Regions from separate parts of the Homo sapiens genome. Here region 1 is linked to region 2. Evidence: chromatin contacts called from ENCODE Hi-C or POLR2A ChIA-PET data. All regions are on one chromosome and are shown on one strand. Each heading gives the region's core, a stretch centred on a gene start or an enhancer-like site at or near the end of the contact. The rest is flanking DNA. Distances are from core to core; before and after follow the strand shown. Region 1 overlaps TMEM154 (transmembrane protein 154). Region 2 overlaps FBXW7 (F-box and WD repeat domain containing 7).

Region 1 (3,241 bases), core at 435-2,934, 240 kb before region 2:
TTTGTCTAGTGAGAGAGACAGACAGAAAAAAAAAAATCAAACAGACGGGTTGACCAATGAGAAATTGTGGCCAATATTATGAAAGATGCAAGCAAGGTGCTGAGCTGGGGAGCAACAGGAAAGATGGGCCCTTCTTTAAATAGAGTAGGTGGGGAAGGCCTCCCCGAGGAAAGAGTATTTAAGCTGGGACCCTGAAGTTGTGAGGGATCCAGCCATGCCAAGAGCAGGGGTAAAAGGAAAATTCCAAGGGGAGCCCTTGATGGAAGATCCCACATCCTCCACCAGGAGTGAGGCACAGTGTCACAGTGTTCAGCATGGTGTATCACAGGAGATGAAGCAGCAGCCTTTAGATCTGGGACATTTTACTGAAGGAGGCCAAGGAGCAAGCCCTCTTGTTTCACCCTCCCTTGCCTTTCCTTACCAATGTTTTCCTCTTCTTGTGGATGTAAAAAATAAAGACGGATGAACATCTGGTCTGAAGTGAGCGTTCTCAGCAGACCATCCACATCTAAAAGAAAGCAGATTTCACACGGATTAGGACCTCGTTTTAATATGGCAATCCACACTTCTTTGACTCTAAGTTAATGATCGCTCCTTTAAAAATGTTACTTAATGTCATTTTGCTCTCTTTGTAAAGGAGACTTCAGCTGTTGTTGAAATTAAAAGTTGTTACAGAAGAACAAAGCTAACATGACCTTTATGTTCATTTCCTTTTAGATGAACTGGGAAGTGAAAACGTGAAAGTGTAAGTTTTCCCTGCTGCTTCTGATCCACCTGGGGTGTGAACAGCAACTGTTAAGGTGGACAGCTGCCTTTTCAGGTGTTTTTGTTCTGACATCTTGCGGGACTCTCCTGCTTCCCAGGCGGGGTTGGAGATCCTTGGCAGCCTGAGGGAGGATGTGCTGGCATCCCCAAACCCTATCCAGCGTGTGAGTGTGATCTGGGCAAAGACAGCTTGGCATCTGTTTTATTTCATTGTCCTACATTCAGAAAAGAATCCTGACTGCTACCAATTTCAAGTGCATAGCAGTTAAATATTCTATCCCTAGCTGTATTTCAAGGACATTGGTTCATTTACTCTGATTAGAAATTTTATCACCAGGAAAGATACTTGAGCTGGTATTTAGCAGGGAGCCCTGGTCGAAGCAGAAGTTCACACAGCAAGAACCCCCAGGGATGGGAGAGAGAGAGGAGGAGAAGGGAAGAGTGGGAGGAGCAGGAGGAAGGGAGAGGAGGGAGGGAAGGAGGGGTGGGAGAGAGAAAAACAAGCCTCCACTCAGAAGCATGTTCTGGGGTGATGCCATATCCTCCCCATCTTCCAAGCAGCCTCCTGGTTTAGAAACTTTATCGCTTCCTCTACGCAGTGTACCGCCTACGCTGCTTTCAGAGCTGGTGGTCCATCCTTCCCCAACCCCATCTCCACTAACCACGGACTCTGTCCCCTGACTGTGCACTTTGAGCTTCTGCAAGTGAGGGCGGTGAATTTCTGAAAGCAACTGCTCCATTTCTCCAAGAGAGAAAGGCCTGGGAATTGAAGGGACAGGTGATAACTGTAGCCTGTTGACAGTGGCCTCTTGACCTGGGGCACTGATCAAAAAACCCCAAGGAACAGGAAGTGAAATTAAGCAAGGCTAAAATGCTTCATATGGCAACTCCCCGGAAGGGCCTCACCCTGGGAGCCTTGCAGACTTGACTTTGCACCTTCAGGGGAGCAGTCAGCCTCCTGGGTTCCCTTTTTTGTCCACTTGTTGGGCCTGTGGGCACCCCACTTTTGGACCTGTGATAAATGTATGTTTGTTTGTGTGGTAGCCTTTCTTCCTATTAAAGTTTGGTAGTTTGGAATAGGGCAAGCCCCCAGGCTTCCCTAGAGCATAAGGCACTGAATCAAGTTCATCTTCCTCAGGATCAGCATTCTAGTCTCTTTCCAAATGAAATTAGGCATCTTTCACATTTCTTTCTAACAAGTCTTTTGCTCTCTATTTCTAGCCCTATTTTTGAGGAAGATACACCCTCTGTTATGGAAATTGAAATGGAAGAGCTTGATAAATGGATGAACAGCATGAATAGAAATGGTATGTGGTAACCTAAAGTTGTTTTTTTTCTTTCCTCTCTAGTAACAGAAGGCTGCAACAGCTTTATAAATATCTCAATAAATCCTGGAGTGAGACAGAAGAACCCAATCCCACATTAGATCTGGTACATGCAGATAATAAACCTGGTCTGACAATACTTAAATATTCAGCTTAATTGTTGCCACTTGTTTTTATTTCTGTACAAGTTGTTGAAATGGTCTTTTTGAAGCAGAAAATGGTATTTTATTCAAGAAAGGAAATCTCTGAGGCCAAATGATCTGGAAAAAGTTAGCATCTGGCATTACCTTATACATTACAGAATTTAAAGATCTACAATTTTAAACTGACTATGGATATAAAACTTTATCAAATGTAGTATCCATAGATCTGTGCTGTTCAACGTAATAGATAATCACCAAATGTGGCTATTTAAATTTAAATTAATTAAAATTAAAATTAAAAAATATTGAGTGTTTAGTAGCCAATGGCTACTAAGTGGACAGTGTAATGTAGAATATTTCTATCACTTTAGAATGCTCTATTGGACATTGCTCATGTAGATGGTGATATACATACCCCATATAACAATTTCCAATTGATATCTGGCAGTAATGGAAGTATATGTTCCTTACTTTTTAGTAAATCAATAATGGGACTTTAAAATGATGACAGCTGCTTTTTCTTTTTCAAATTCCCTTTAAAAATTAATTATTTTTACTACTTAGATTAAATGAATAAAACCCAGCATTATCATGTCATTTGTATTTTTTACCATTTATCTTAAAAAAATACCCTAGGGTCTGTCAAATTCAACACTCTACAGTAGAGTTAGAAAATTCAGAGACTGGTTATAAGAACTATTACTACCAGGCCAGGCACGGTGGCTCACGCCTATAATCCCAGCACTTTTGGAGGCCGAGGCGGGTGGATAACCTGAGGTCAGGAGTTCGAAACCAGCCTGGCCAACATGGTGAAACACCATCTCTACTGAAAATACAAAATTAGCTGGGTGTGGCACATGTCTGTACTCCCAGCTACTAGGGAGGCTGAGGCAGGAGAATAGCTTGAACCCAGGAGGCGGAGGTTGCAGTGAGCCGAGATTGTGCCACTGCACTCCAGCCTGGGTGACAGAGCGAGACTCCATCTCAACAAAAAAAAAAAAAAAAAAA
Region 2 (2,984 bases), core at 225-2,724:
TAGTCAGGTTGTTCTGTTACTGTTGTATATTTTGGATAACAATCGTTTATCCCATGTGCATTTTGCAAATACTTTCTTCCAGTCTGTGGCTTATGTTCTTATTTTCCTGACAGTGTCTTTCAGAGAGCTGACATTCCTATTTTAGTAGAGTCCAGCTTATGAATTATTTCTTTCATGTATCATGCTGTTAGTATTGTATTGTTGTATCTAAAATGTCATTTCCGGCTGGGTGCCATGGCTCACACCTATAATCCCAGCACTTTGGCAGGCTGAGGTGGGAGGATCGCTTGAGCCCAGGAGTTTGAGACCAGCCTGGGCAACATACTGAGACCTCCTCCTTAAAAAAAAAAAATGCACAAAATTAGCCAGGCATGGTGGTGCGTTCCTGTGATCTTAGCAACCCGAGAGGCTGAGGTTGGAGGATTGCTTGAGCCTGGGACATCAAGGATGTGGTGAGCCAAGATCATACCACTCTACCCCAGCAAAAAGTCATGTCTATACCCAAGGCCATTTAGGTTTTCTCTTATGTTATCTTCTAAGAGTTTTATAGTTCTGCACTTTACATTTATGTCTATGATCCATTTTGAGTTAATTTTGTGAAGGTTGTAAGGCCTTTGTTTAGATTCATTTATTTGCATGTGGATGTTCGGTGGTTCAGCACCATTTGCGGAAAAGACTAGCTTTTCTACATTGTACTGCCTTTGTTCCATTGTCAAAGATCACTGTACCATATTCTGGTCTCTCTATTCTGTTCCATTCATCTACTTTTAATTCTTTCACCAATACCACACTGTCTTGGTTACTGTAGCTTTATAGTAAGCCTTGAAGTTGGAGAGTGTCTATCTCCCAGCTTCATTCCTCTCCTTCAGTATCGTTTTGGCTATTCTGGGTCTTTTGCCTCTCCATATAAGTTTTAGAATCAGTTCGTTGATATCTGTTACTTGCTGGGATTTTGATTGGTATTGCTTTGAAACTATAGATGAGATTGGCAAGGACTGACATCTTGACAGTATTGAGTCTTCCTGTGCAAGAACATGGAATATATCTCCATTTATTTAGTTCTTCTTTGATTTTTTATCAGAGTTTTATAGTTTTCATTATGTAGATCTTATACATATTTTATTAGATTCATCCCTAAATATTTTATTTCAGGGGGCTGCTAATGTAAATGATACTGTATTTGTCATTTCAGATTTCACTTTTTCATTGCTGGTGTGTAGGAAAATAATTGACTTATTATATATTAATCTTATATCTTGCAACCTTGCTATAATTGCTTTTTTTTGGTCAATTTTTTAGGATTTTCTATGTAGAGGGTCATGTCATGTGCCAAAAAAGACAGTGTTATTTCCTCTTTCTTAATCTCTTTATCTTTTACTTCCTTTTCTTGTCTTTGTGCTTTAACTAGGACTTCCCCTATGATGTTGAAAAGCAGTGGTTAAAGAGGACATTCTTGCCTTGTGTCTGATCTTAGTAGGACAGCTTTGAGTTTCCATCCTTAAGTGTGATGTTAGCTGTAGGCTTTTTATAGGTAGTCTTTATCAAGTTGAGAAAGTTCCTCCCCTCTATTCCTAGTTTGCTAAGAGTCCTTCTATCCTATTTCTTAATGGTTTAGTAGATGACTCTGTGGTACTTTGAAGGTTGTTTGCAGAATTTCCATGCCATAGGCAATTTACCTTTCCTTGACATTTGAAGGATTGATGTTGGTGCCAAGTATAGAATCTTCACAGAGTCCTCCTGTAGCTTCTAAAGGTTTAGCTTGAAAATGTTAATTGCTTAACGCTAGTAAGTGAGTGAAAAAGCTGGGGATAAATTTTGTATCTTGCTTATATTTCAGTTCCCACCTCTGTCCTGACAAAACCCCAATATATAAACAGTAAATGTAAGATATATATATTTTAAACATAATAACAAATGTAAGTTCCTTTTGAAATTATTATTTCACCAACTTTAAACAGTATTATCAATTTTTCAAACATTTGGCCAGTGGTTACAATTTTATCAATCTTATTAGTGAGATTCTTTTCTGCTTGTGGGTCTACTTTTACTTTGACTCTTGTCCTGAAATCTCAATTCTATCTTTGGCCTCTCTTCTGAGAGACATAATTTTGTGTATTTAATTAATCTCTATTTTCTATAAATTAATATGATAAAAAGAATCAAGTTGGATGGATCAGAAGTAGAATACAGAGAAAAGAAAATATGGTTAGGGAATTGTGATTAGGTATGTTTAAATACTTAGTTCGTAGACACGACCCCATTCTTTTGTTTTTTCTTTGAAATTTGCCTTAGATTCAGTATTGTCTAGTTCTTAAAATGCTATTTTTTTTCATTTAGCATTACAATTATTTGTGGGAAAAATTTTAAGAACATTTCAGAATTCTTTCACTGGATATTCTAATATGGATAGTAATTCAAAAGAAAGCACAAAGATGTAAAATCACAAAAGATATAAAATATTTAGGTTTTTGTAAAAATCATATATTAGTATGTTTAGCATACATAGAAAATTTTATAAAGTATTATTTTTTTTTTTACTGTGAAACATCATATCAAAAGCACACAATTCCTTAAGAATTTATCTGTTTCTTCACTGAACACTAGAGGGCCATATAGCACCTTATAGATAGAGCGGCTTTCCATATATTTAAATATATTTAATATGTGCTTGTCTTTCTCTCCTACTTTGTGTTTTAGTATAGTATGTCTTGCTCAGAATTTGGAGTATACACTCAACAGTAATTATGTGCACTGTCAGATAATATGTGGGATACCTAGGGTTTTTGTTTTTGCTTTTTTTTTAACAAGCAGCTAGCATTTTGCTACTTAGTAACAACAAAAAGAGATAAAGAGTGTATCTTGGGATAAATGTATGTGCAGACTTACTATGCTTTGGAAGTATAAGTATGCTTTTAGAAAATTTCTCAAGTATCTGAACATATACGTGTAAAAAGAATAGGCCTCTCATTGTTATTTGCTCTGGT

Evidence for each region. A loop is a pair of places that touch in the nucleus more often than their neighbours do. ChIA-PET counts read pairs that join two places held with the same protein, here RNA polymerase II (POLR2A). Pooled maps may share reads with other maps.
Region 1: a loop to region 2 is called in a map of psoas muscle, with 2.1 times the contacts of the local background. The contact joins two enhancer-like sites. A Hi-C loop is called at or near these places in 19 of 168 maps with a recorded cell type or tissue (A673, CD4-positive, alpha-beta T cell, CD4-positive, alpha-beta memory T cell and 15 more), 33 of 37 single-sample maps with no recorded cell type and 34 of 50 pooled maps. POLR2A ChIA-PET finds 5 or more read pairs at or near these places in 2 of 52 experiments (activated naive CD4-positive, alpha-beta T cell and naive thymus-derived CD8-positive, alpha-beta T cell).

The regions. Positions count from the first base shown.
Region 1 is chr4:152,641,919-152,645,159 of GRCh38, reverse strand. It overlaps TMEM154 (transmembrane protein 154), which reads left to right. Exons shown (of 7, transcript NM_152680.3): 4 at 718-745; 5 at 1,987-2,072. Among named protein-coding and RNA genes, the nearest start is that of TMEM154, 36 kb to the left of the region's middle. RefSeq lists enhancers at 672-731, 1,877-1,946. Within about 2 kb of position 1,684, at least 6 of the 41 ENCODE cell types and tissues checked have a DNase peak (open chromatin) inside an H3K27ac peak, as active enhancers do.
Region 2 is chr4:152,397,886-152,400,869 of GRCh38, reverse strand. The region is part of intron 4 of FBXW7 (F-box and WD repeat domain containing 7); the gene reads left to right. Among named protein-coding and RNA genes, the nearest start is that of FBXW7-AS1, 62 kb to the right of the region's middle. Within about 2 kb of position 1,474, at least 2 of the 41 ENCODE cell types and tissues checked have a DNase peak (open chromatin) inside an H3K27ac peak, as active enhancers do.